Regions from separate parts of the Homo sapiens genome. Here region 1 is linked to region 2. Evidence: chromatin loops called from intact Hi-C (ENCODE). Cell type or tissue: PC-3. All regions are shown on one strand. Each heading gives the region's core, and the rest is flanking DNA. Links, peaks and the distances in the headings are about the cores only. Region 1 has its middle 20 kb from the start of LINC01479. Region 2 has its middle 83 kb from the start of LINC02421.

The links. A loop is a pair of places that touch in the nucleus more often than their neighbours do. Peaks named below come from ENCODE experiments on the same cell type or tissue, not always from the same donor. Only the 100,000 strongest peaks of a DNase experiment are listed, where the experiment ranks them.
Region 1: it touches region 2 in a loop (2.0-fold over the local background); 6 of 110 quality-filtered maps call a loop at or near these places.

Annotation. Positions count from the first base shown.
Region 1 is chr12:67,901,579-67,917,123 of GRCh38, reverse strand. No RefSeq gene overlaps it. Among named protein-coding and RNA genes, the nearest start is that of LINC01479, 20 kb to the left of the region's middle. In PC-3, for the core only: no CTCF peak of the experiment used is centred there; DNase peaks (open chromatin) are centred at 6,453, 6,573, 7,703 and 7,843; H3K4me3 peaks cover 293 bases; H3K27ac peaks cover 3,323 bases.
Region 2 is chr12:67,804,577-67,820,121 of GRCh38, reverse strand. No RefSeq gene overlaps it. Among named protein-coding and RNA genes, the nearest start is that of LINC02421, 83 kb to the right of the region's middle. In PC-3, for the core only: no CTCF peak of the experiment used is centred there; DNase peaks (open chromatin) are centred at 6,471 and 8,491; H3K27ac peaks cover 2,100 bases.

The DNA of each region.
Region 1 (15,545 bases), core at 3,055-11,054, 99 kb before region 2:
TTTCTTCTGCTTTTTTTGTTTATTTGAATTTTCCCGTTTTTCGTGATGAGAATATATTGTACTTTTATAACAGAAGAATGTTTCTAAGATACCATTTTCTATAAGTAAAATTTTAAAAAGGAAAAAGGAAGGAAGCAGGGAAGGCAGAAGAAAGGCAGGTGAATAGAAAGAAAAAAAGAGAAAGAAAAAGCGGAAAAAGAAGAGAAACAGAAAACAAGACAAGACTCTAGCCCAGGCAGTGAGAAGTTCATAGTTAGGCTGCTGTAATGATCGTGCTAAGGCCACAGAACCAGACCACAGCCTTGTTTGTGAGAGATGTTTCCATAAAGGAACATGTGCTCCTGCTGTCCAGTCATCCTGGGAAGAGGCTAATTCTGGCTCTGAAAATGAAGCGGCCTCCATTTAGGGGTTGAGTCAGGCCTATACTCTAAGGTACAGAAATGCCTAGAGAGTTCTGATGAGTGTGAGCTGAGTTAGCCCTAATCACTGGCAGAATGCTGTGAGTTTGGGTCTGTAGACCCTTAGTAAGAGCTTCAGAGTGGAACCTGCAGAAGCCCCTCACTGGGCTAGGTGAAGTTAGATTAGCTGCAGACTGGTGTCCCTGAAGAGCGGTGATGTTGTGAGGATGGTAGGCACAGGGGCACAGTGAGGTGCAAGGTAAGAAGCCAGCCAGCTTAGAGAAACGGGGGTTGTGGGGCATTCCTGAGACAGCAGGAGTCCTACCTGGGAGACTGCAGCCAGGAGACCCCTGGGGGCCAGCTAGTTCCTGGGAATCAAGCTGGTGGGAGTGGGGGTGGGGGCTCACATCATCACAAGTTAGATATCAAAGGCAAGCATAACATTCTCTCATGGCTCAGACTTGTCAGGTCTGGGACATAAATGGTGAGGACTGGGCAAAAAGACTGGATGGAAGGAAATGCATCAAAATGTGCAATGGAAATACATAGAAATTGTTGAATTATGAGTGATTTCTTTCTTTGTTTTCTGTAATTTCCAAGTCATATACAGTTTCTTTCACAATTAAAAATGTCAGCATGTTATAAATGTTATTGTTTTGTGTTTAGTCTCAGCCCTGAGGCACTGTTCAAAGTGTTCTTGCAACCTCTCCTAGTATTTCAGCAGACGGAATTATTCCTTTGCCTGCTCTCAGGTGCCTGCCTCTAAGGTGACACCCTGTTGGCTCCAGGTCCTTCTTTCTTTTTCTTTTTTTTTTTTTTGGAGACAGAGTTTTGCTTTATCACCCAGGCTGGAGTGCAGTGGCACAATCTTGGCTCACTGCAACCTCCACCTCCCGGGCTCAAGCAATTCTCCTGCCTCAGCCTCCTAAGTAGCTGGGATTACAGATGCATGCCACCATGCCTAGCTAATTTTTTTAATTTTTAGTAGAGACGGGATTTCACCATGTTGGCCAGGCTGGTCTTGAACTCCCAACCTCATGATCCGCCTGCCTTGGCTACCCAAAGTGCTGGGATTACAGGTGTGAGTCACCGCGCCCGGCCTCCTGGTCCTTCTTTCTACACAGAAGAACAAAGGAGACTAAATTGTATCATGTCTGTATACTTCAAAGGGGCAAAGCTGATCACTCTTTTGTAAAACAATCAGGAAGTAAGTGTTGACAGTACCCTTCAAAGGATCTACCAACATCTTACCTGGCATAGCATATTTTAATGACTTGATAAATATTTGTTGAATAAATAATATAATCAATATATTCTCTAATTGCATGCTAAGTATTACATAAAATGTAAATATTGATTCAGCATTAGCTCTGCCACTCATAATATTTTTCAGGACTGTAGACTGAGGTTTACCTAAAAGCTTTCTGAGGGGCATAATACTATATTATAGAGTTATGCTGTTTAGTATGGTAACATGTGACTACTGAGGACTTCAAATGTAGGTAGAATGCATTAAGATGTGCTGTGGGTGTACAACACACACTGAATTTTGAATCATCTCAATATATTTTTAAAAATTTGTATTACATGTTGAAATAATAGTACTTTGGATATATTGCATTTAGACTTATTAAAATGAATTTTACTGTTTTTTTTTTTACTTTTAAAATTATGGTTACCAGAAAACTTTAAGTTGCATACGTGGTTTGTACTATTTTCCAATTGGATAGTGCTATTATAGCGTAAACATTTTTGATGGGAGATTTCTAACACATAGTTTTAACTTGACCTTATTGTAGTGCTGAAAATTTCCTTCCTCATCCTTCTGCTGTAAGTTACATTGTAAATCCTCATTTCTTCTCCTAGTAATGCAATGATTATTTGACAGGAAGAAGATAATAAGATCAGGTAGCAGTATGAAAGCAAAGCCAGATATATGCATTGCAGAACATAGGATAGGTTTGAAGTTCAGGGACTACAAGTAATAGGTTTGAAGTTCAGGGACTAAAAGTAAGAGTTACTTAGAAAAACTGACTGGAAGGCAGTGAGCCCATGGAAGCAGAGACCACAGAATATATGAACTGTCATGAACCTCTGAATATATGGCCATTAGGGAGGGATTGTTGTTCAGGAAGATTATTGTGTGTTGGTGCAACAAAGTATTGTATTTTCAGGTATGATTAATCATTTGGTATCTAAAAATCCTACAGATCTCTTTTCAAGCAAAATGGACTATCTGTACTGGAGATACTTTTCAGAAATCCTAATCTTAGCTTTCTATTAAAACATTGATTAAGATGAATGACATATTTGTGGATAGCCAAAGCAAATGCTAACCATCTATCTGATAATATTCTGGGTAATAACTGTAATATATTTGGATTATATAAGTCCAGTGCCTCATCAAAATGTTCTAATGTAACCACAATTATATGCCACGATCTCAATTGTTTTTAATCAAGAATTGGCATAAGAAATGGCCATGAGAAATACATGTGAAATATTTTAGAAAACATATTTTCCATTGGATTTCTCTAAGTCTCTATGATTAAATTCCATATAAGTAATTTGTCCTTGATTTTATAACCTGTAAAAAAAAAAGTTATTCTCTCCTTAAAAACTAATATCTTTCCTTCTGCTAGACAGAAATATCCCATGACACTGTCTTTTGCCTTGGGTAATCATAAGCTCAGAATTAATTTAGTGCTTAATTGTGGTAATTATCTAATTTCTGATTTTTGATAAAATTATCTTTCTCTAGCTTCTCCTCATTCTTTTTATTAGAAATACCCTGGATACATAATGATAGAGGTAGTTCTTAGTGGGCTGGATCTCATGTTCATTTGCCCTGGCATGTGGAATAACCACCACCTACCTTCAACCCCCAATCCAACCACACATGATCCTAGGGAAAGCTTTAACTCTGTCCTCAGCTGAAGTTCAGATTGATTTTTCTGATGGAGTATGTTGGGGGCATCAGAAACGAGACTGAATAGAGATATAACATATTAAGAGATGCCTGCATATATTCCAGCCTTAATTCAAGGGAAAGAAAAAAATAGCCTGAATATTTTTGCTTCTGTAATGAACAGAAGCACTAAAAGAAGAAGAAAGAATTGCTTCTCTTTTTGGGCTGGTGATAGAAATAAGGAAGAATTACAGAATGAGAAAAGTGATCATTATAAAACTTTAACATTAAAAGCCCTGTATAATAAAGTTGTGTCCTGGTACTTCATACAAAAATCCTTACTAGTCTACAAGACCCTGTGTGATCAGTTTCCTCCTGCCTTCTCCAGCATTATCCTGCCACTCCTCTGCTCACACACTGCTGCAGATGGACTGACTTTCATTCTTGGTCTCATGGAGCTTACATGCTAGTAGATGAATGAATTGGTCAATCTGTCAACCTCTGTGTACATTGCCTATATCACAACTTTCTCCTTACCCTAAAAGTCCCACTTTTGAATTGTAATCAGTTGGAGGACTTTGAACCTCAAGAAGCAGAATAAAGAGAAAAAATCCTCAAGTCCTTTGATAGAAGCTAGCATAAGCTTGTCAGGGCTAAGCTTCTTGTCACTGTGTGTGTATTGGGGGGAGGTGCTAGGGCCCCATTCCATCACACTATCTTCTTGGAGTAACTTGACAGAGATGTTGCACTAGATGATTAATTAATTGATAATTAACAGTTTTGGGGTGGCTTCATTGTGCCATGAGGTTGGGGGCTGAGAGTATGACTGAGATCAGTCCCCTCCCTGAACTTACTATCTAGTGGGGAATATGGACAGGCACAGCAGCAACTGTAATCGAATGTGATGGGCATTCAGGGGCAATGGGAGCACCTGGTGGGGGTCTGGCAGGACTTGATTCATTGGCAGAGGGAGTAGGGAAGCTTCCTGGAGAAAGAAACATCTACATTGAAACTTGAATGATGACTGGGAGTTATCCAGGAAAAAAGGCTGGGAGGTGTGTTCTAGACAGGGATGCAGCAACACAATAGCACCAAAATGAGAGAGTTATTCAAAACCTGCATGTAGTCAAGGTGACTAGAACAAAGGGAGTAAGGAGAGAAAGTAGCATGAGACGGGATGCAGATCATAAAGGACTTATAAGCCATGTTGTAGTGCACAAAGTTCACTGACATATTTTCAAAAGCAAGAGCACAATACCTTCAGTTGGGTGCCCTACTACCCCCCAAAACCCTATAAACCAGCAACAATGTCATTGTCCTTAGGTCAAGACAGAGATATCACACAGAATCTATCCCTTTATTCATATATTATCCTACTTAATTTATATTTTACCCAACTTTTGATTCATATATATATATATATATATATATATATTTATTTATCTGGGTAGAATGTACATATTTTTCAGTCATCCCGAGATTTAAACCATTTCATTTCTATCATATGCTTAATTCTCCTTTTTTTCTGAGAAACTCTTTTAAAACCCGTGTGCCATGGAATATTAGTTCTAAGAGAGGTTATTACCAAAAAGGGAGGAGGGGGAATCCTGGGTCAAATGTATCTACTTCTTGGAGAATAACAACACACATCAGGCTCTGGGAAATCTTGCAGAAAATAAATGTATTTTAATTATTTGGACTACTGTTTCTTAAGTGTATTTTACTATAGAATTTATCCACATAACCTTGTTGTTGTCTTATGTTGTACATCATGCGGTCCATCTATCAGTGTCCCTAGAACAGTAAGAGTACTGTTGAGTGATGCCCTCTGGCATCTCTCCCTTCACTTCTCTGCCATTGTCTTCTTTTGGTCCATTATGTTGTGCATGATTCCTGAAATCTCGTTTTCCTTCCTTGGTCTCTGCTCTCCAATTGAAAGTACATCATGCTACAGGGGTAACTATTTGTTAAGATATAGTTTATTTGAGTACCTTGCTTATCAGAGAGGATGGTCGTAGGGCAGGGTGGTGGGGCAAACATTTCATTTGGCAGAAATCAAAGGAAGCAGATATTTGGAAAGGAGAGAGTAGAAGGTATGTTCAGAAGGCAATATGTAGACAATCTGGCTGGATATACGAAATAAGGCAAACAGGTAGCCCATCCTATCTGTGTACCTTAGGCATTTTCTAATGTGTTGGGAAATGATACTTTCATTTCTCCCACCAGAACATTAAAACTTGAAGCCTGAAAAGAGTTCTGTAACGATGGCCCTAAACATTTTCTAAAGGGAGAGAAGGAGCTGTTCATTCGCTGCCACGCTGCTATCACAGAGAGGCCTGCTGCATTTGCGTTGTTTGCCAAGAATGAGAGGCTGGCTCCAGGATCCCACTTCTAACTTGGCCAGCGTGCACTCTTTTCTCTTACTATGAATACTCACTTGAGAACCTTGCAGCTATTTTAGGTACTTTGTATAAGGTGGCCTTCTTGGATGACACTGGGGCTTCTTGTATTGTTGAAATTAGCTGGTGGTGGCAACTTTCAGGATGAAAAGTCTGCTAGTAATTAAATTCCGATGAATAGTTAAGAATAGAAGTATCCCAGGAGAGCAAAGCTCTGCAGAGGGTAACTGTGCACTGGCATTGCAAATGTGACCTGTCACACATTGGTTTCGCAGGCACTTTCAGTCTCCATGACTGCCACGGAGCACAAATGCATTGGCATCGCGGGATAATATCAGTGTTGTTGAACGTTGTAGAAAGTAATGGCCTCCCATTAGCAGAGAAATCCTTAGGCAATCGAAAATCGTTTATCAACACACACATCGAAGCCAATAGGAGACATTTATTTCCAAGGTGGGAAATGTTTATTCTGTGTCATTCTCCCCAGACAAAGCCCTTACTTGCCTAATACTTAATGACAAATGATGCAGCTGCTCTTCCTCTATTGGACACATGTACAAAACAGGAAGAGAGGAGCAGTTGCTACATATGCCATACATAATCCCTATCCCAATTGGCTCAGAGCACGCCTTTCTTTTTTATGTGTCATAGACGACATGGGAAAGTAATTTTAAAAATGAATCCCTGCACTGCTATAAATAAGTTCAGTTGTCTCCAGAGGCCAAGTGTAGGTTTCAATGAAAAAAAAAAAAAAAAAAAAAAACTATCACCACTTTATATGTGTGTTAGTAAAAGGGATGGCATTTGAATATGATTGCTGAGAGATTTGGAATTCCAGAAAAGTGAGGCATTTCTGAGTAATACATGAATAAGAGGTAAAGAACCTACCAGCTCGTTACTTAATGCTCTTTAATAATACCACAATATGGAAGATTCACATTCTCTATTTCCCATTATCTGGATGACTTGGATAATTCAAATAAGATCCACAGACTGGGAAACCAGTGAGGACTAAACAAGTTGTCATTGTCCTTCCCACGTGGGCCCTCGATATGCCCCTAGGTTCCAGCCAACGTTCTAATGGCTTTCTCACTGTGAATGAATATTTCTTCGTTGCCATTATTTCTGGCTTTCCTAAGGTGGGGCACATACATTAAAAAAAAAAAAAAAAAAAAAAAACCTATAACTCATGTAACAGGTTTTTATTAAATCAGCCCCGTTACATTGTAGTTTCAACAACTGGTTTCCTATCTTGTGTGTCTGTGCTGGGGTTCCTGTGTTGGTTTGCTGGCCATTAGTGAATTCTTTGGGACTGGGATTCATTTTTGCCCTCCTGCTCGTTTTAGAGATAGGTAAGCTCCATACCACTCCCAAACCCAAATCCTGATACACAACCTCCTGCTGAATCTCTTGACACTGACTATTAGAACTTCTTTCTGTGGTCTAATACTTTGGGTCTCCTCTTACTTTCTCTTCCAACCATATAGGGCTTCCCAATCTCTGAGTCAGGCTCTCTCTATCTGACCCTCTCTACTATCTATCAAGGCTGTTTCAGAGGCCATGAGTTTAAGACACAAATGCTGCTTTTGTTTCAGTTGTTCTCCCTAAACATTGTTTTAGCTTTAGCTATCACCTTACTCCTTCCAATATTCATTTGCTCTTTCAAAAACACTTATGGTTTCTATGTTGTACGAGGCACTGGAACTGGTAGAAAGAAAAAGAAGGCATAGTTCTTTCTTTAACAAGCTCACAGTCTAACATAAAACACTGTATATAATATCTCACGTTTAAGTAAGACTTTAAAGTTCACAAAGAATTTTCACATCTATTTGTTGACTATTGTGCTTTAAGCTATTCATTAATTGATTTTCCATATTCAGGACCACAACTATTCCAAAGGAGTCATGAAACTAGCTTTCCCATGATGTAAGTCAGATGCATACCAGAGAGAAACCTTATAAAAGTAATGAATGTGGGAAAGCCTTCAACCAGAATCATTGCCTTTTCCAGCGTGCACGAATTCATACAGGAGAGAAATGCCACAAATGTTTTGTTGCCTAAGCAAACTGGTTTCTTGACCTGCATTAGTTGGTGAATTTTCTATTTAATGAGGCCTCAATTCAGGACCATTTGAGGTTTTAATGCAGATTCAGCTCTTTTAAATTGAGAGAATGTGCAGTTTATGCTTTGAAATATGATTTATATAGGTGGTTTAGCACAGTCACGGTTGTTTAGCCTGCACAAATTCCAATGAGATTACATCATTTTATTTTTTATTATGTTTTTGCACATTTTGGTGAAGAGTGACACTTTGGCGAATATCCACTGCCATTGGATGAGGCATAGCTGTGCCACTGGAAAGTATGAAAACACCTAAAGCATTCTGCTGTCCATTTGGTCAACTGAGTGACATACTTTGGAGAATTTCAAGAAAAAGTTGTCAGCGATATCAAGAGCCAAATCCAGAAAGGGGTCATGGTAATATCACTTTGTGGAGCTACCTTTTTTAACTCAATACTTCAGGCTCTTTATTTACTTTTAGGTAATTTGCTAGTAATTACAGGGTAAGTTGCCTGGGTGCGGGTGTGCACCAGGTATACAACCTGGAACTCAATAAGTGGATGGAAAAACTGAAACAAGGAAACTGAGAGCAAAACAGCTGCTGTGTCATGGCAATCGGGGGATACTCAGACCCCTCAAGACAACTTTAAAGATGATTTTTCAGCTAGAAAAATATAACTGGCTCCTGAATAGATACATGCATAAGAGCAACCTGTGTTGTCAGTCATAATCATAAATCATCTTATTGTTCTGACACCTATGTTAAAGTTTGAAATTTGGGAATCAACCAGTAAATTATTGCAGAATTCTATCTCTTGCTTTACAATTCTGTCTTAAAGGCTGGAGTTAGAAAATGCTCATGAAATAGCCTACATTGTAACTAACACCTTAAAAGAAGGGGCATTCTGGAAAATTATAAACTCTGCTGAAAGAATTAGAAACTCAGATATTGAAGGCTAACATTCACTGAAATTTCCATGTGAAAATGTTATCTCAGTAAAAAGTGAAGCTGTTTCAAACCAATGTGTTGAGCTGTAATAATAGCGGCAGAGTGCTCTGCCTAATTGCATACAAAGATTCTCTGCCAGAATATATACCTGATTGCACACAGCATTTTCCTAGGCGCTATTTCCTTTTTCCTGGTATCTTATTACAATCTTAAGGGAAAAGGGGGAGTTAAGAAAACTAACACTTAGTGATCAGCTAATTTATCCTAGCTCTTGAAATTTGTTAAAATATGTTGTCTCCTTTAATCCCTCCAGAGATGTGTCATGTGACTACTATTATTCCCCTTTTATATATTATAGAGTTGGAGCTTAGCGAGTTTAAATAACTTGCATAAGGCCACACAGTTCACCACCAAAGCCCAAGCCCATGCCTCTGAACTTCTGCCATCTAGTGTACGTGGTGTTTTCAATGTGGAGACACTGAAGTCAACGTGGTAGACTAAATGAACACTTGCTGCCCTCATGCAACTTACATTCTTTTGGAGAAGACAGACAATAAATGAGTGAACAAATAAATAAAATGGCTTAAACAGTGATGTGTGCCCTGAAGAAAATGAAACAGAATAATATGTAAGGGAACACTGCAGTGGGGGAAATATTAAACAGTAAAATCAAGAAGTGATAGCAAAAATGTTGACCTTCAATCTGAGAACTAAATAGAAGGAGTGAGGCATTCAAAGAACAGAGGGAAAAAAATTTAGCTGAGGAACTAACCAGGCTACAGGCCATGAGGCAGAAAACAATTTCATTTGTTTTAAAACATAAAGATAAGTGCAAAAATTCTATTTTAAAAAACTCAGTACGTTGAATTCAGCAGGACATTTAAAATAAATCAACATTAATTCTTGCAAAGATGCTCCAACATTAGCAAATCTATGAAGGCAATTCAGTGAATTAAATGAAGAAAACCAGGTAATTATACCAAGAAAGCTGAAAAAAAAAAAAAAGAGAATTCAAACAAATATAAAACCCATTTATAGGAGAGAGGAAAATAAAAGCCTTTTAAGAACTAGAAATATAAGAAAAATTCCTTGGTTTAATATAGAGTGGCTATAGCAAACATCTTTAGAAACCATCATACTTATGAGGAAATATTAGATTCAGTTTTATCTAAAACAGCAATATTAACTCTCATGATATTCAACACTATCCCGATGGCCCTCACCAACAAAATAGGGCAACAGAAATGAGGTTTAATTAATGGAAAGAAAAAAAGAATTGGCAGATGATAGGATCATCTACCTTGAAAATCTAAGACAACTAGCTTAAATTCTATTACAGCTTTAAGAAGTTCATCAAATAGCCAGCATCCACAATCAATATACAAAAAAAAGCTTTTCCACCCACCAGTGATAATCATTAGAATATATATTTTTAATATACCTGTTGTCCATTTGCATGTCTTCTTTTGAAAGATGTCTATTCAGGTCCTTTGCCCATTTTTAAATTGGGTTATTTGTTTTCTATTGAGTTGAGTTCTTTATATATTTTGGATATTAACCCCTTATCGGATTTATGGTTTACAAATACAGTATATTTACCCATGCTGTAGGTTGTCTCTTCACTCTCTTGTTTGAGAAAATGTGGTATATACACAATAGAATACTATTCAGCCTTAAAAAGGGAAAATCCTGTCATTAGCGACAACATGGGTGAAACTGGTGGACATTATGTTAAATAAGCCAGGCACAGAAAGACAAATACCACATGATCTCATATGTGCAGTGTAAAAAAGTAAAACTCATAGAAACAGAGTAAAATGGTGGTTTCCAAAGGCTGGGGGCTGGGGGTTTGGGGAGATGTTGGACAAAGGACAAAACATTTCAGTTAGGAGGAATACATTTAAGAGATCTCTCAAAAAAAAATCTATTGTTCATGGTGATGACTACAATTAATAACAATATTATTGTATAATTGAAAATTACTAAGAAAGTAGATTCTAAGTGTTCTCACCACACATACACACAAATAATAAGTATGTGAGGTAATGCATATATTAGTTTGATTTAGCCATTCTACAATGTATACATATAACCAAACATCAAGTTGTACAATATAAATATATACAATTTTTACTTGTCAATTAAAAATTTAAGAATAAAATAAATTTTAAAAAAGAAAATGCATTTTTTTTATTATACTTTAAGTTTTAGGGTACATGTGCACAATGTGCAGGTTAGTTACATATGTATACATGTGCCATGCTGGTGTGCTGCACCCACTAACTCGTCATCTAGCATTAGGTATATCTCCCAGTGCTATCCCTCCCCCCTCCCCCCACCTCACCACAGTCCCCAGAGTGTGATATTCCCCTTCCTGTGTCCATGTGATCTCATTGATCAATTCCCACCTATGAGTGAGAATATGCGGTGTTTGATTTTTTGTTCTTGTGATAGTTTACTGAGAATGATGATTTCCAGTTCCATCCATGTCCCTACAAAGGACATGAACTCATCATTTTTTATGGCTGCATAGTATTCCATGGTGTATATGTGCCACATTTTCTTAATCCAGTCTATCATTGTTGGACATTTGGGTTGGTTCCAAGTCTTTGCTATTGTGAATAATGCCACAATAAACATACATGTGCATGTGTCTTTATAGCAGCATGATTTATAGTCCTTTGGGTATATACCCAGTAATGGGATGGCTGGGTCAAATGGTATTTCTAGTTCGAGATCCCTGAGGAATCGCCACACTGACTTCCACAATGGTTGAACTAGTTTACAGTCCCACCAACAGTGTAAAAGTGTTCCTATTTCTCCACATCCTCTCCAGCACCTGTTGTTTCCTGACTTTTTAATGCTTGCCATTCTAACTGGTGTGAGATGGTATCTAATTGTGGTTTTGATTTGCATTTCTCTGATGGCCAGTGATGATGAGCATTTTTTCATGTGTTTTTTGGCTGCATAAATGTCTTCTTTTGAGAAGTGTCTGTTCATGTCCTTTGCCCACTTTTTGATGGGGTTGTTTGTTTTTTTCTTGTAAATTTGTTTGAGTTCATTGTAGATTCTGGATATTAGCCCTTTGTCAGATGAGTAGGTTGCGAAAATTTTTTCCCATTTTGTAGGTTGCCTGTTCACTCTGATGGTAGTTTCTTTGGCTGTGCAGAAGCTCTTTAGTTTAATTAGATCCCATTTGTCAATTTTGTCTTTTGTTGCCATTGCTTTTGGTGTTTTAGACATGAAGTCCTTGCCCATGCCTATGTCCTGAATGGTAATGCCTAGGTTTTCTTCTAGGGTTTTTATGGTTTTAGGTCTAACGTTTAAGTCTTTAATCCATCTTGAATTGATTTTTGTGTAAGGTGTAAGGAAGGGATCCAGTTTCAGCTTTCTACATATGGCTAGCCAGTTTTCCCAGCACCATTTATTAAATAGGGAATCCTTTCCCCATTGCTTGTTTTTCTCAGGTTTGTCAAAGATCAGATAGTTGTAGATATGCGGCGTTATTTCTGAGGGCTCTGTTCTGTTCCATTGATCTATATCTCTGTTTTGGTACCAGTACCATGCTGTTTTGGTTACTGTAGCCTTGTAGTATAGTTTGAAGTCAGGTAGTGTGATGCCTCCAGCTTTGTTCTTTTGGCTTAGGATTGCCTTGGCCATGCAGGCTCTTTTTTGGTTCCACATGAACTTGAAAGTAGTTTTTTCCAATTCTGTGAAGAAAGTCATTGGTAGCTTGATGGGGATGGCATTGAATCTGTAAATTACCTTGGGCAGTATGGCCATTTTCACGATATTGATTCTTCCTACCCATGAGCATGGAATGTTCTTCCATTTGTTTGTATCCTCTTTTATTTCCTTGAGCAGTGGTTTGTAGTTCTCCTTGAAGAGGTCCTTCACATCCCTTGTAAGTTGGATTCCTAGGTATCTTATTCTCTTTGAAGCAATTGTGAATGGGAGTTCACTCATGATTTGGCTCTCTGTTTGTCTGTTATTGGTGTATAAGAATGCTTGTGATTTTTGTACATTGATTTTGTATCCTGAGACTTTGCTGAAGTTGCTTATCAGCTTAAGGAGATTTTGGGCTGAGACAATGGGGTTTTCTAGATATACAATCATGTCATCTGCAAAGAGGGACAATTTGACTTCCTCTTTTCCTAATTGAATACCCTTTATTTCCTTCTCCTGCCTATTTGCCCTGGCCAGAACTTCCAACACTATGTTGAATAGGAGTGGTGAGAGAGGGCATCCCTGTCTTGTGCCAGTTTTCAAAGGGAATGCTTCCAGTTTTTGCCCATTCAGTATGATATTGGCTGTGGGTTTGTCATAGATAGCTCTTATTATTTTGAAATACGTCCCATCAATACCTAATTTATTGAGAGTTTTTAGCATGAAGGGTTGTTGAATTTTGTCAAAGGCTTTTTCTGCATCTATTGAGATAATCATGTGGTTTTTGTCTTTGGCTCTGTTTATATGCTGGATTACATTTATTGATTTGCGTATATTGAACCAGCCTTGCATCCCAGGGATGAAGCCCACTTGATCATGGTGGATAAGCTTTTTGATGTGCTGCTGGATTCGGTTTGCCAGTATTTTATTGAGGATTTTTGCATCAATGTTCATCAAGGATATTGGTCTAAAATTCTATTTTTTGGTTGTGTCTTTGCCCGGCTTTGGTATCAGAATGATGCTGGCCTCATAAAATGAGTTAGGGAGGATTCCCTCTTTTTCTATTGATTGGAATAGTTTCAGAAGGAATGGTACCAGTTCCTCCTTGTACCTCTGGTAGAATTCGGCTGTGAATCCATCTGGTCCTGGACTCTTTTTGGTTGGTAAACTATTGATTATTGCCACAATTTCAGCTCCCGTTATTGGTCTATTCAGAGATTCAACTTCTTCCTGGTTTAGTCTTGGGAGACTGTATGTATCGAGGAATTTATCCATTTCTTCTAGATTTTCTAGTTTATTTGCATAGAGGTGTTTGTAGTATTCTCTGAAGGTAGTTTGTATTTCTGTGGGATCAGTGGTGATATCCCCTTTATCATTTTTCATTGTGTCTATTTGATTCTTCTCTCTTTTTTTATTAGTCTTGCTAGCGGTCTATGAATTTTGTTGATCCTTTCAAAAAACCAGCTCCTGGATTCATTAATTTTTTGAAGGGTTTTTTGTGTCTCTATTTCCTTCAGTTCTGCTCTGATTTTAGTTATTTCTTGCCGTCTGCTAGCTTTAGAGTGTGTTTGCTCTTGCTTTTCTAGTTCTTTTAATTGTGATGTTAGGGTGTCAATTTTAGATCTTTCCTGCTTTCTCTTCTGGGCATTTAGTGCTATAAATTACCCTATACACACTGCTTTGAATGCGTCCCAGAGATTCTGGTATGTTGTGTCTTTGTTCTCATTGGTTTCAAAGAACATCTTTATTTCTGCCTTCATTTTGTTATGTATCCAGTAGTCATTCAGGAGCAGGTTGTTCAGTTTCCATGTAGTTGAGCGGTTTTGAGTGAGATTCTTAATCCTGAGTTCTAGTTTGATTGCAGTGTGGTCTGAGAGATAGTTTGTTATAATTTCTCTTCTTTTACATTTGCTGAGGAGAGCTTTACTTCCAAGTATGTGGTCAATTTTGGAATAGGTGTGGTGTGGTGCTGAAAAAAATGTATATTCTGTTGATTTGGGGTGGAGAGTTCTGTAGATGTCTATTAGGTCTGCTTGGTGCAGAGCTGAGTTCAGTTCCTGGGTATCCTTGTTGACTTTCTGTCTCATTGATCTGTCTAATGTTGACAGTGGGGTGTTAAAATCTCCCATCATTAATGTGTGGGAGTCTAAGTCTCTTTGTAGGTCACTCAGGACTTGCTTTATGAATCTGGGTGCTCCTGTATTGGGTGCATATATATTTAGGATAGTTAGCTCTTCTTGTTGAATTGATCCCTTTACCATTATGTGATGGCCTTCTTTGTCTCTTTTGATCTTTGTTGGTTTAAAGTCTGTTTTATCAGAGACTAGGATTGCAACCCCTGCCTTTTTTTGTTTTCCATTTGCTTGGTAGATCTTCCTCCATCCTTTTATTTTGAGCCTATGTGTGTCTCTACACATGAGATGGGTTTCCTGAATACAGCACACTGATGGGTCTTGACTCTTTATCCAATTTGCCAGTCTGTGTCTTTTAATTGGAGTATTTAGTCCATTTACATTTAAAGTTAATATTGTTATGTGTGAATTTGATCCTGTCATGATGATGTTAGCTGGTGATTTTGCTCGTTAGTTGATGCAGTTTCTTCCTAGTCTCGATGGTCTTTACATTTTGGCATGATTTTGCAGCAGCTGGTACCAGTTGTTCCTTTCCATGTTTAGTGTTTCCTTCAGGAGCTCTTTTAGGGCAGGCCTGGTGGTGACAAAATCTCTCAGTATTTGCTTGTCTGTGAAGTATTTTATTTCTCCTTCACTTATGAAGCTTAGTTTGGCTGGATATGTAATTCTGGGTTGAAAATTCTTTTCTTTAAGAATGTTGAATATTGGCCCCCACTCTCTTCTGGCTTGTAGGGTTTCTGCCGAGAGATCCGCTGTTAGTCTGATGGGCTTCCCTTTGAGGGTAACCCGATTTCTCTCTGGCTGCCCTTAACATTTTTTCCTTCATTTCAACTTTGGTGAATCTGACAATTATGTGTCTTGGAGTTGCTCTTCTCGAGGAGTATCTTTGTGGCGTTCTCTGTATTTCCTGAATCTGAACGTTGGCCTGCCTTGCTAGATTGGGGAAGTTCTCCTGGATAATATCCTGCAGAGTGTTTTCCAACTTGGTTCCATTCTCCCCATCACTTTCAAGTACACCAATGAGACGTAGAT
Region 2 (15,545 bases), core at 4,629-12,628:
TGTAATGATTACAGGTACAGGCTCTGGAATCAGTGCCATGTGTGTGTGAGTCCTGACTGCATTATGTGTTAATTGTGTGATTTCAGGAAGTTACTTATCTACTCTGTCTGTTTCCTCAACTGTAAAATGTGGATGATGATATCTATTAATAAATTCTACTTCATATTGTTCATATGAAGAAGAAATATTTGAAATAGTATTTGACTTAGTATAATATATACCACTCAAAAAATTTTTGTTAAACTTCTTTTTTTTTTTTTTTTTTCTGAGATGGAGTCTCGCTCTGTGGCCCAGGCTGGAGTACAGCGGTGCAATCTCGGCTCACTGCAATCTTCACCTCCCGGGTTCAAGAGATTCTCCCACCTCAACCTCCCAAGTAGCTGGGATTACAGGCGCTCGCCACCACACCTGGCTAATTTTTGTATTCGTAGTAGAGACTGGGTTTCACCATGTTGGCCAGGCTGGTTTTGAACTCCTGACCTCAGGTGATCCACCCACCTCAGCCTCCCAAAGGTCTGGGATTACAGGCGTGAGCCACCACGCCCGGCTGCCTTTGTTAAACTTCTTATTGTTATTATTAGAAGTGCTGGTGCTCTTCAGGTGTTTTTAGCAACATACCGTGATGCATTCTAGAGCACCAAGGTGCCATATTAAGAGTCATTTGTGTTTACCAGCCATTAAAGGAGGGTTTTTGATGTTTAATTAGAGTATTACCAACTGAATTACTCTCAATTATTGTTTGTATCAGCATTCCATCAGAGAAGCAGAAACTGTGTGTGTGTGTGTGTGTGTGTGTGTGTGTGTGTGTGTGTGTGTGTGTTGAAAAGGAGCAATTGGTCCCAAGTACTTGACTTTATGCGATTGTGGGATCTGGCTCAACAGTCTCTGCAAGGCTGTTGCTTTTCCATCTGACACTGGATCTTGAAGCCACAGAACGGGCTGGCAGGAAGGGGAGATGGATGGAAAGTTAGGAGAGCAAGGATAGACTGGAACCCACAGTAGAAGCTTGAACCCAAAAGGGCAGCCTGAGACCTACATCATCTCGTTTCCTCTGACCTGTATGATATGGCTGTCCTGCAGAAGTGGTGGCCTTTCATCATGGAACAAAACACACACAAATGGCCCAGGAGTCAGGCAAGCTGCAGAAATCTCCAGGAAATGGTGGTCAGTTATAGGCCCATCAGCTGCCTTGTGCCAGCAGGGTGAGCTAGCAAATGGATGGCAATGAATGCGAACTACAGATGACTGCTGCCTCACTCTGCCTGATATGCCACTCAAATCTCTCTGTGGCCTGACCCCACTGGAAGTGTGCAGGAAAGGGAATTCTGGGAAATGTATTTCAGTTGAGGTGATTGTTGACACATTGCAAAGCCACCAAATAGTTATTGCCACAGATATTTAAACTGGCTGAACACTATGCCAACTGCTTTTCATTACTTATTTCATCTGTTTTAGCCACAGCCCCACAAGCCTATCCATTTGTCATAGGTGAAGAAACTGAGGAAAAGAACCCTGTCTTGAATAACTTGGCCAAGGTCAGATTTATGAGATTTATTTATAAACGATGACACTTGCAGCAAGCTTTTTGAGTTAGTGTCTGCATTAACTAGATTTATCTATCATTGGACTTCCTCTCCAAAACAGCATAGCTAGTTATTGCAACAGACAATTATCTCACAGTTTCCATCCCTACTCTTGTTAAAAATAATAGGGCAAGATAGGCCCAAGGCACTGATGTACCAAATGACAATGTTATACTCTTAGAATCTTGTGAAAATGAAGTAACTTTTCAGGTACTGCTTAAATATAAATATTCTCTTAAAATTAAATAAATATCAATGCCTAATAGAATTATTCCTTAGGCTCAATTAATTTCATTTCAAAAGCTATAACTTAGTTATATTCTAGTTGTAAGTCATAGCTAGTATACCATTATCTTATATGTGGGTATGTAATTTGTATCAATTTGCATTAAATTTAATAAGAATTTAAATGTGAATCATCATTGTCACTTAGCTTACAGTAATCAATATCTGTGAAACTGAGATCCCTGCAGATAGTCATGGGATGCCTCCCACACAGACAAAATTCCAATTTACTAGTTAAAAGATGGTTATAAAGAAAATATGGGGTAATTGCTGTGTAAGATATTGATCTGTATGCAGATAATAGCTATAAACTCTGGACATAATGTAAAAAGTAGCTAGCTGAAGTCACTAGAGAGTGAAGTGATACAAGCAAATTCTTATAAGTAGTTCATCCTCCTGGGAAAGGAGCTGATAGAGTGAGTTTCTATGTTTGTCCTTTTAGCCTGGGATAAGGTGCAGTCAGTGGGGATTGAGTAACACTGGGACACTGGTGGGGGAAAAACTGCAGTCTTTTTGTCCCAGGGACCCAGAAGACTTAATCTGAGGAGACCACAGTCACTACAGAGGAATAGCCTGTAAGGAAAAGGATCAGAGAGAAGATCTCCAAATTCTATCTGCTTTTATTTTCAATAACTCTTGAACCACATGTGTCAAGTAGGCTCAAAATAGCTCTGCTAAAGACAAAAGATATGAACTGCATTTGGAGATGCTACATAAGAAATTGAGTTTTCATTTCAAACCAAGTAAAATTGCTTGCTAAAACTAGCTAACAGTTATCAGAGAAAAGCATCAGAATCCAAGTTCCACAACTTAACATTCATAATACTCTGGGTACATCAACATTACTTGACAATAAAGAACATGGAAAATGGGACATACTCGTAAGAAAAAATTAAATAAATCTAACTATCAAATAATCCAAATATTGGACTGATCAGACAAGGATTTTAAAGCCATTATTATGACCCTGCAATAAAGTAAAAAAAAAATGCTTATAATGAGTGAAAGGTAGGAAACTTCAGCAGGTAAATTGAGCAAGTAAAAAGAAAACAAATATAAATTCTAAAATTGAAAATATAACTGAAATTTTAAAACTGTCAGATAGATTTAAGAGTGTGAGAGGCCAGAATATGTCACCCCAAAATATACCTCTTTGGCATAGTGACTGTTGCACTGATGGCAATTAAAAAGAAGCAGATGCAGGAAAACTCTTGTGTTTACCCCTCATTTGCCTAAAAGCTGAACACAAATTAATAAAACCAAAAGATATCCCACCTCCTTTCTCTGCCAGGGAGAACAAAAGTTAACTTTAGACCCTTGTAGACCTGGAGATAACACCAAAGAAATCTATATTTATATAATTTATATGCCTTCTCACAATTTAATGGCCCTAGAGATTCAAAACTCTTTTCATTTTCTTGTCATTCCTCTAAAAATTTACTCTTCTTTGTTGACGATGCTATATAAGCTGAAATTCAAAGCCACCTCTTTGAGAATTACTCATTCTCTGGGTATCTCTCATGTATATATGAAATATCCATGTTAATAAACTTCCGTTTTTCTGTTGTTAAAGTGTCTTTTTTTACAGAAGTCTGTAACTGAAAATTTATGAGGGTCGAGAAAAAAATATATATTTTTCTTCCCCTACAAAAACAAAGTAGCAATGACAGAGAAAAGGGCAAGTGAACATGAGGATAGACCAATAAAATTATTTAAAGTGAATATCAGAGAAAAAAATAAGAAAATGAACAGAACCTCAAGGATCTTGTAGATTATATAAAATAGTCCAACATACGTATAATTGGAATTCCACAAGGAAAGAGGAGAGAGAATTGGGCAAGGAAAAAAAATGTAAAAAATAACAATCAAAATTTTCCAAATTTTATGAAGCATAAGAATATTAAATATGATCAAGAAACACTAAGCAGGACAAACATAAAGAAGGCTTTGCTTGGGAACATCATAAACTTTTGAAAGCTGAATATAAAGAGCAAAACTTGAGAAAATGAGAAAATGATAGATTACATATAAGGGAACAATCATTTAATTTGCAAATTGCTTCTCATCACAAATTATGGAGACCAGAAAAGAGTGTAAAAACATTTTTTAAGTGCCAAAAGAAAAACAAAAAACAAAAAATTGTCAACCTAGAATTCTGTATCTAGTGAAAAAAATTCTTCAAGAATGAAGGTGAAATAAAGATTCTCACATAAAGGAAAACTAAAAGAATGTATCATCAATAGGCCTGCACTTAAAGAAAATGCCAAAAGAAGTTATTTAGTGGAAGGGAAATAATTCCAAATGGACACAGAAATCCTCAAAAAAAGAGTATCAGAAATGAAAATATTTGGGTAAATTCAAAGACTATAATTTTTTAAATCCCCTTAATTTCTTTACCATACATATGAGTATGTAAGAGTTTAAAGGGTAGTCCACAAGACCACCCTCACTTCTGATACCAACTAGAAGTCTGAGGTCTCCAAGACCACCCTCAGATTCAAAAATTCTCTAGAAAGACTCACAGAACTCACTGAAAGCAGCTATACTCATGGTTATGGTTTATTACAGATTACAATCAGCTGAGGAAAGAGACAGAGACACATGGGTAGAGTCCAAGAGAATTCCATGGATGGAGCTTCCAGTTGTCCTTTCTCAGTGTTCATGGAAATGATGTATAACAAGATATATAGAGTAGTGCCAAGTGGGGAAACTCACCTGAATCTTGTTCAAGATTTTATCATGGCTGTGTCACATAGACATGATGGACCATCCACACGGCTGATCTTAGTTTCCAGCCCCTCCAGTAGTTGAGCTGATACCATAGGACCCAAAATTTCCACTATACATTACATTGCTATATTTGATGTGGCTTAAAGCCCTCAGGTAAACAGACACTCTTATGAGGCAGGACATTCCAAGGGCTTCAAGATTACCTTCCAGAAGTCAAGGGCACAGGGCAGACCTCCCTTTGAGCAAGATTAATTCTTTACCACACAGTGTTTAATGACAAAATTATAACAGTGTCTTGTGACAATGTTGATAATACATTGTTGAGAGTGAATAATGACAATGTTGATAATGAAGGTAGATGTAGCATAAAGGATGAGGACAGGGTATGTATCTATAGGCTGGCAGGATTCTATATTTTATGTGAAATGCTGTAATATTAATTGTTATTTGGTCTGTGAAAATATTAAGATACATATTTTATCCATAGAACAGCCGAAAAGGCAAAGTATACCTAAAAAGCCAATGGGAACATTTTTAAAGTTTCTAAACATATTCAAATAATTTAAAAATACAGATAAAGAGTACTAATAGAATTTTAAAAGAGGAAATAAATATAAAATAAAGAATAAATGTTTTTATTGGTTGGGTGGGTAAAAACCACACCCAACCATTACTAGACCTAATATACCCAGTGAAATGCAGATGTTATCAGAATGTGAGGAAAAAAAACAAGACTCCAGTGTAGGCTGTTTTTAAGAGATACACTTTAAATATAAAGACAAAGTTTGAATGTAACTAGATGGAAAAACTATAGCATGCAAACAGTATAGATAAGAAGGATGGAAAGCCCATAATGGGATGGCTAGTATTAAAAAAAGCAGAGGCCAGGCATGGTAGCTCTTTACACCCATTAGGATGGCTGGTATAAAAAAAAGCAGAGGCCAGGCACAGTGGCTTATGCCTGTAATCCCAGCACTTTGAGAGGCAAGGCAAGTGGATTACTTGAGGTCAGGAGTTCAAGACCAGCCTGGCCAACATGGTGAAACCCCATCTCTACTAAAATACAAAACTTAGCCAGGCATGGTGGTGGGTGCCTGTAATCCCAGCTACTCAGGAGGCTGAGGTAGGAGACTTGCTTGGACCCAGGAGGTGGAGGTTGTAGTGAGCCAGGATTGTGCCACTGCACTCCAGCCTGGGCTACAGAGCAAGACTCAGTCTCAAAAAATAAAATAAAAATAAAATAAAATAAAAACTTTTAAAAAGGCAGAAAATACGTGTTGGTGAGGATGTGGAAAAACTGGAGCCCTTGTGCACCATCAGTAGGTGATATGGTTTGGGTTGTCCCCACCCAAATCTCACCTTGAATTGTAATAATTTCCACGTGTCAAGGGTGGGACCAGGTGGAGAAAATTGAATCATGGGGGTGGTTTCTCCCACAGTGTTCTCATTATAGTGAGTTCTCACGAGATCTGATGGTTTTATAAGGGGTTACCCCCTTTGTTCAGCACTCGTTCTCTCTCCTGCTACTTTGTGAAGAGGAGCCTTCCACCATGATTGTAAGTTTCCTGAGGCCTCTCCAGCCATGGGGAAATGTGAGTCAATTAAACCTCTTTTCTTTATAAGTTACCCAGTCTCGGGTATTTCTTCATAGCAGCATGAGAATGAACTAATACAGTAGGAATGTAAAATGGTGCAACTGTTATGGAAAACAGTACAGCAGTTCCTAAAAAAATTAAAAATAGAGTTACTATATGATCCAGCAATACTCATACTTCTAGGTGTATCACCAAAACAATTGAAAACAGAGTCTTGAAGAGATATTTATACATTCATATTCATAGCATTATTCATAACGGCCAAAAGGTGGAGGCCATCCAAATGCCCATTCACAGATGAATGGATAAACAAAATGCAGTATATACATACAACGAAATATTATCCGGCCTTTAAAAGAAAGGAAATGCTGACACATGCTACAAAATGAATGGAACTTGAAGACATTATGCTAAGTGAAATAATCCACTCCCAAAAGACAGCCAAATACTGTACAATTTCATTTACATGAGGTATCTAGTGCAGTCAAACTGATAGAAACAGAAGTAGAATGGTGGATGCCAGGGACTGGCAGGAGGGGGAAATGAGGAGGTGTTGTTTAATGGGTATAGTTTCAGTTTTGAAAGATGAAAAAGTTATAGATGTTGGTTATAAAACAATGTGAATATACTTAACTGTACACTTAAGAGTAGTTAAGATAATAAATTTTATGTGTATTTTACCACAATTAAAATTTTTTAAAAGGATGGAGTAGTTTTATTAACAGCAGATGAAATAGATTTTGTATTTTACAATTCCTTTATAAAAAGTTAGATGGACATTTCATACTGATAAAAGACAAAGCATCTGGAAAACCTAGCAATCACCAATGCATATGTGCCTAATAAAAAACTTCAAAATACAAGAAGCAAAAATTGACAGAGTTAAACAGAAAAATAGATAATACCACAATTATAGTTGAAGATTTTTATATCTCCCCCATGGCAATTAATAGAACACTCAAACAAAAATCAGAGAAGTTCTGAACAATACTTTCAGCAGTCTTGACCTAATTATTATACATAGAACACTATACCAAACAAGTGCAAAATTGCAAAATAAACTTTTTTCAAGAGTGCATGGTGAGTTCTTGAGGGTAGACTATATTCTGAGCCATAAAATAAGTCTCAATTGAAATCATAGGGAGTATGTTCTCTGAAGAAACTGCAACTAAATTAGAAATTAGTTGAATGTGTAAGAAAATTTTAAATATGTAAAAATTAAACAATACACTTCTAAATAATCTGTAAGTCAAAGAATAAACCACGAGGAAAATATTTTGAACTGAATGACAATGAAAAGACAACATAGTAAAATTTGTGGGAGGCAGCTACAACTGTGTTTAAGGGGAAATTAGAGCTTTTAATACTTATGAAAAATAAATATAGGACATACAGTCATGCACTGCATAACGATGTTTTGGCTAATGATGAACTGCGTATATGCCAGTAGTCCCATAAGATTATAATGAAGCTGAAAAATTGCTATCGCCTACATGTCTTGATGATCCTGACCTCGTATAGACCTAGGCTAATGTGTGTGTGTTTGTGACTTAGTTTTTAACCAAAAAGATTTTTTAAAGTTTATAAAGTAAAAAAGCTACATACAATAGCTAAAATTATTATTGAAAAAGAAAAGAGTTTTTAAAATAAATTTAGTGTAGCCTAAATGTGCAGTGTTTATAAAGTCTGCAGTAGTGTACAGTAATGCTGTAGGTCTTCACATTTACTCACCACCCACTCATTGACTCACCCAGAGCAATTTCCAGGTCTGTAAGCTCCATTCATGGTAACTGCCCTGTATAGGTGTGCAATTTTTATCTTTTAGACTGTAATTTCTTCACTGTGCCCTTTCTATATTTAGATACACAAATACTTACCATTGTATTACAATCACCTACCGTATTCAGTACAGTAACATGCTGTATGGGTTTGTAGCCTAGGAGCAATAGGCTATAACATATAATCTGGGTGTGTAGTAGGCTATACCATCTAGCTTTGTGTAAGTGCACTCTGTGATGTTCACACAATGAAGAAATGACATTTCCCAGCCTTACTTACTTTATCTTTCACAGGTATTTTCCCCAGTAAATCATTACTTGCAGTTTGTTGGGCCATTTGATGGGTTATAGTGAATGGAATATATAGAGAAATAATATAAGCCACTTTACAGCATGGCTGAGAAAGAAATTTCCATATGTAATCCTCCATTCTCATTGTCTTTCTCCTGTCTGGTGTTGGGTAATGCTAGGGTGACTAAAATCTCAATATAATGGAGCCACAAGATGGGAGTAGCCTGGATCATGAGTCACTGCTTGGAAGAGAGCTACTGCAGAGTCATCCAGTTAGAAACATCTACACTGGGTGTTAAGTAGCTAAGATTTGGAGGTTGCTTTTTATAGGAGCTTATGTCATGACTAAGGTAGTCAAATAAGAATTTTATTTGGACCCATATTATTCTTAAACAAGATTTTACAGACATCTGAAAATAAAGCTTTTAAGGCCTTAAGGTAGAATTTATGCCATTAAGTAGTGCTTAGTAAATATCATTATAACGTGTTCGCAAAAGAGTAACTGAAAGTTGCAAAGGAAGACATTTGAAAAAAGAACAGAAGACATGTACCAGGTCTCAGAGGAGACCTAGGATATAGTATGTGTGCAGTATCAGAGGTATACCTATGGAGTGGTTTTGAGCAAGTCTCTACTTTTCTCTTAGGGCCTGCATGTCTACATAGTCAGTGGAATTTTTGAACTCACTTGGATCTTTTAGTGAGCAGCTAAGGAGAAAACAAAGCTAAGACTGTAATTTAAGTGAATCCTGAGACTTCTGTAGATGGGAAAGCCAGAATCAATTATATGTAGCAGGGCAGGGGGATTCTCCTTGGAATACTGGGCACCTCTTCTCCCCATCAACATGCCATTTCTGATCTTTTTCTATTTTCAACTCCTGTTTTCCTCCATGAAAGCAGTCGTGTTTTGGCCATTAAAATCATGCTCTGTTTGTTGTTAAAGTAGCAGCCAAAGTGTAGCTCTATAGATATGGCTCCTAGCAAACAAAAAAACAGAGCAAACCAGTGAATGAATCTACTTATATTAGCAAAACAACCCAGGGCCAGCCATCTTAGGTATCATTACCCAAGGGATGACTTTCCTATGATACTGTAGAGGACATTTGATTCAACTCTATTTCATTTGATAGGGTCTTATGTATCATTACCCAAGGGATGACTTTCATATAATACTATAGAGGACATTTGTTTCAACTCTATTTCATTTGGTAGGATCTTAAAATAGAATGTGACAAAACAGGATAATGCAAAGCCAAAGTCGAATGGATATTAGAAATTACTGAGTCCGATCAGACCCATGGCTTGGTACCAATAGAGCCTCAAACAGAGGCATCACTCAATTCTCAAGAGTTTAACTGAAAAGGCAAATGCAGAGGACATCTCTTGGGGTGACCTTCCCATTGTCTGTGATTGTCTCTTATTGAGGAACAGCTCTGTGGCAGCCATGGAAATGTACTACTCACATCTCCTGCTATGAGGGATATCATTGATTGATGGCCCCAGCTGCTGCACTCTGAATCTACCACAATACTCATATCCAAGGCCATCTTTTCCCTGGGCTGCTCTTGGCCAATGACTGAGAATGGTAGGGATATTAAGGCAGGCTCATTCTAATGAGGTTGTAAGAATTTTCTGATAGGTGACTTTGGCTCAAGAATTTGAATTGGCTTGGCCAGAATTTCCTTAGTGCTGCAGTCTTAAGTTCTCAGGAAGCAATTCAAATCTGCTTCCTTTTCTCTCTCCCTCATAGGGGTGAGACTTGCATCATGGTATCTTCTGTTCCACTCTTTTATTTTTCATAGGTGTTTTATCCAGTAAATCATTTGCATGCCTAATGCCGTATTGGCATCTGCTTCTTAGAGGGCCCAAACTAATACCTGCTTACTTCTACAGGTGTGGTTCTAAGAATTGAGTCTGTGTTCTAGGATCCTGCCATAACTGCCATAAAAACAGACAACTGACCAAAATGGGACCATTGGATACTGAGTCCCAGGAATCTGAGGTGTGAACAACAGAGACACAAGTACTGGGGTCCATGGAGCTCAGTTATATTCAAGAGCTCCTTGAAGAAAAAGTCCATGGGCTTTGAATGTTGAGGTCCCTGAAGCTGCTTTCATACTTCTCCTCCTATAGTTTTGTTTTTAACTGTTCCTTTATATATTTGTGATTCTCCAGTTGCCTTCTGCTGAATTCCCCCTTTTTCTCCTTGTGTGTCAGCTAGCCAGAGTCAATTTCTGTTACTTACAACTGGGCAAATCTGATCTACTATAGTGAGGCATAGCCCAGAGTTTACCTACGTCTTTTGTGACCCTGCAAACTTTATCCAGATCCTTTCTTAATCCATTTATTTATCAGGCCTCTGGTGGCATCTCTGTGGTATTGAGTTTTGCCCTCTGCATGAAGTAGACTTTATTTTTAAATTGTGAAAAATCTTTATTTTTTGCAGGGTATGGAACATAAATCTAAAACTCCCGAAGTAAAGGTAAAAAGAAAACATGACTCACAAAAAGGACATTTTAATAGTTAGAAGTTATGAGAAAGGATTTGTCAAGCATCATTTGCTAAATCTCCCACATAAAAAGAAGGCACTCAGAAACTATAAAAGGAGAATCTTGTCCTACATTAGGCATCTAGTGAGGAAGGTCATAGAGTAAGATTACCTAAAGCAGTATATTAGTTTCTATCTGGATCTTAGAGAGCAGACTTTCCACATTGAATGTTGAATCACAAATCAAATAGAAAATGTCTTCAATATTAGAGGGGGAAAAAAACACAAATACTGCAAGGAGACACAAAATGAAGCAAAAGGAGAAGAAAATGTCTTAACAGTTTATCTTCATTGAAAACCCTTGGCCGGGCACGGTGGCTCACGCCTGTAATCCCAGGACTTTGGGAGGCCAAGACGGATGGATCACGAGGTCAGGAGATCGAGACCATCCTGGCTAACACGACGAAACCCCGTCTGTACTGAAAAATACAAAAAATTAGCCAGGCGTGATGGTGGGCGCCTGTAGTCCCAGCTACTCGGGAGGCTGAGGCAGGAGAATGGTGTGAACCCGGGAGGCGGAGCTTGCAGTGAGCCGAGATTGTGCCACTGCACTCCAGCCTGGGCAACAGAGTGAGACTCTGTCTCAAAAAAGAAAAAAAGAAAACCCTTTGCACCTGCCCACTGCTCTTTGCCAACTATGTTAGTGCATTTCTAAATGCCCCGAGGCACACACACACTTATGAAGACTGGACTTCTCAAAGTGCAAATGATAAAATAGTGCTACAGCATAGTACTTTTTTGTTGTTCAGTGGGAATCAGAATTGGGATTGGAACCCCAGAGTCAAGAAACTGAGAGATCCACATGAAAAACAAGTCACATGCCCCCTAAGAGTAGAGCTGCTGATATGCCACCAGTTTTATGAAAAAGGTTTGCATTTCTTCACTTTGTTTTCTGAATGATTCAGAAACAGATGGCAGAACTTTTAAGGATTGTTTTTAAATGCTTCAGAAATCCCTTTTTCTATAAGTGGAATACCAGCTCTTTGACTAAACGTAATGAGGAAAAAGTGAAAGAAGTAATAAGCATAATATACACAGAGACACAGACGCTTTATCAAATAAAAAGATGTGGTCTAGATTTTCAATCCAAAGAACTAGGCTAGAGGCTGAGAATCTATTCAGCCTCCAAAGTTCCCTCAGGAGTTTACAAATATGTTTTCAAACTCCAGACAAGCTCGTCGTCCCTGTGTCTGAGAGGCGCAGTCCAGATCTATACATCATTACAACACGAGGACGGAGCCCCAAAGCTGTCCTGAGTTGTACTGAAAGTTTTTCATTTGGCTTGGAAACAGAGAGAAGGACAGGTGATTAGTCATCATCTGCTTAATCTCCAATGACAGAAGTAAAGAGCAGTTTTATTTCTGGCTTGACTTCTGCCTTAATCTTTTCTAGAAGCAGAGGAAGGAGGACAATCATACTGTAGAACATTCCTTCCTGCAGACTCTCAGCAGAAACAAAAGCACATCTTTTTGTCAAGGGCCCAGTGACATATTTTCCTCTACAGAGGAGCTGGGGAGAGAACCCCTCTGGTCTATGTGTAGCTAGTATGTCAGCCCAGGACTCTACCATGACACCTAAAATTACATCGTATTGACAGATAACATCCAAATTATGAAGGCTCTGCTCCCCTCCTGCTTGATTATGGGAAGGCAAAACTTCTACGTGGTTCTCCTTCCAGTGAATTCTGGCAATCTCCAGAGAATGTTTCTGCGTTCTCCAAATTGAGCCTGGTTTACACTTACTCTGACAGTGATGACTTCTTTCTTTCTGGGTGCCTGCTTCTTCAACAGCTTGTCTCTTCCTGCCTCGTGGGATCCAGGGTCTCTCTCCAATATTCCAAAGACAAGCAATAATTTATAACCCATTTAAAGGGAAGTGTAAATCTAGATTGAGATTAAGCTTTATGTATACACAGTTAACAAATGAGCTAATGTTTAGGGTTCTTCTTATGAGCACCATGCTCTACATGATTTAATTTGTTTAGTACTTACTATGATTCTGTAAGTCATACATTCTTTCTAACACAAACTTACAGAAACAAACAGAAACAGAGAGAGGCTAAGGAAATTGTCAAAGTCACAATAGTTACTAAGAGGTGGAGCTGGGATGGAGTCCAGGCAGCCTGGTTTTAAAATCATGGCCTCTTCACGACTCTCTACCTCCTAATTAAATAAACAACTTGCAAAGGTACACGTTTGTCCACTGTTAAAATAACAGTCTGCATTACCTTTTTAAGCCTTTTGGCTCCTTGGTGCTCAAATTCCTCCATTCCAGAAAGAGTCTACTCTTCCTTTGGATATCTATAGAAACCCACAGGGATGGTCTGCCCCAAGGTTGAAGTCCCCAGCTCTTGTGAAATGTGAACTATTCTGCTCAGAATTCTGAAATTACTAGGTTGTGTTTTTATTGTCTTGCTCTTGCTTCATTTTGTTTGTTTTTCAGCTCTGCCCTCTCCATTTGAAGAACACTCTTCAAATGACTCTTCCCTGTTAAAAAAGAAGGCAACTGCCTCACCTGTATTCCAGTGAACTTGGTTTAAGTCTTTAAACCCCTTCTTGACCATTCTTCCTTGGCAGATAATGTTCAAAGTCAGCGTGTGCAGCCACTGATAATACACACACTTTCTTTAGCTTAGGTGGCCTCTCTCTTCTGGTTTTGTTCAGAGAGGTAGTCTTTGAACTCTGCAATTTTATCTTCTGTCCTGGATTCCACACTTGGTCTGTTCTGGCTATTTTCCCCACTCCAGCCATGCCCATTCCTTCAGATGGAAACAATATGGGAACGTTTCTCAAACATGGGTCTTGGGTTTTCACCTCTTCCTTGAATTCCTTTTCTATATACTCAACTGCCTTTAGGAAGTCTCTATTTGGACACCCCAAAGTCACTGCAAATGCAGCACCTCAGAGCATGGCATTAGCAGTTTCTCTGCCCAGACTGACCTTCCACTAGATACCTCAAAGATCTTTTTCTAGAGCCTTCCCTAACCATCCTCCTTAAATTAGTAGTGCCCCTCCCCCACACTTTGTCTGTATCTGTCCCCTGCACTAGAATGTAAGTTCTATCAGAGCAGACTCTTTTGTCTGTTCTGTTCGACGTTATATTCTCTGCATCTTGGGCACTTAATACATGTTAGAAGGGAGAGAAAAGGAAGCTAGGAAGAAAAGGGAAGAAAGGAAGGGAGGAAGGGAGCATCTATTGTAGTTGCATAGAACATAGCAAGTGCTCAAAAATGTGTGATGAATGAGTTTCTGTAAAGTGTGTCAGATTAAAAGGGAGGGAGGGAAGAGAGGGAAGAGAAGAGAAGGGAAAGGAAAGGAAAAGAAGAGAGGGAGGGAGGGTGGTGGGGAAGGAGGGAGGGAGGATAAACAAACCATCTCCTTACTCCCATCTCAGTCTCTTCAGGCCTCAGTCACTCTGCTTCTAACACAACTGCCTAAAATGAACATTTGGTGATGTGGTGTGGCTGTGTCCCCACACAAATCTCATCTTTGACTGTAGCTCCCATATTCCCAGGTGTTGTGGGAGGGACCCCGTGGGAGATAATTGAATCATGGGACGGTTTCTCCCATACTGTTCTCATGGTAGTGAATAAGTCTTATGAGATCTGATGGTTTTATAATGGGTTTCCCTTTTTGCTTGGCTCTCATTCTCTCTTTGCCTGCTGCCATGTAAGATGTGCCGTTCGCCTTCCGCCGTGATTGTGAGGCCTCCCAAGCCACGTGAAACTGTGAGTCCATCAAACCTCTTTGTCTTTATAGATTACCCAGTCTCAGGTATGCCTTTATCAGCAGCATGAGAACAGACTAATACATTTGGTCATGTGGGTCATAATATTCAACACATTCTAAATCCCTCCTGCACCCATAAATACTTAGCATGGATACAGGTTTTACATTCTACCCTTATTGTCCTTACTAACCCCATTTCTGAACACTCTCCCATGAGCATTCTATACTCTACCCAGCATTTCCCAAATAGATGTGCCACAAACAAATGACGCTATGGACAAAGAAATCTGATCACGTCATCATACTCTACCCTCATTTTAAAGAATCACAAAGCACATTGTCATTAAGAAAATCACATAATAAGAAAAACCAATAACACATTTAAAAAGGAAATCTGCTTCCATTTGTTTCATCTAGGTTTCTCAAACTTTTTTGTCCATGGGCCCCTTTATCCAAGGAACAACCTGAGCTGGACCTCATGGAACACAGTTTTTGAGAACACCACTCTGTAAGGCTACTCACACTTCCCTGAACACCCAGGCTCTCTCATTTCTCCACACTTCACTTTCACAGTTCCTGTGTCTAGAAGGCCCACCCCTCTCTTGATGCCTGAAGAGTTTCTACAATTTCTATAAGCCCATCCTACAAGTATTAATGCAAGGCTACTTCCTCTCTGAAAACTCCCCTCTGGAAAAATTAATCAATCTCTCCTCTGGCCCCTCGTGAATCTTGTGTTTTCCTCTTTCACAGTATTTCTCTTGTCTATTATTACTGTTTATTTTCTGAATCTCTCACCAGACTGTAGATCGCTTAAAATTAGGGTCTGGGGTCACTCATGTCTCTATTCCCCATCATCTATTATAGTGCAGAGATCACTGCAGGGGCTTAAAAGTGGGTGATGAAGGAATAGTCTATTCCGGTGCCATAATATTGACACAATTTTCATGATATCAAAAGTGAACGTGGAAAGGTTATAAGGAATGTACAAATATATATTTTCTCTGACTCGA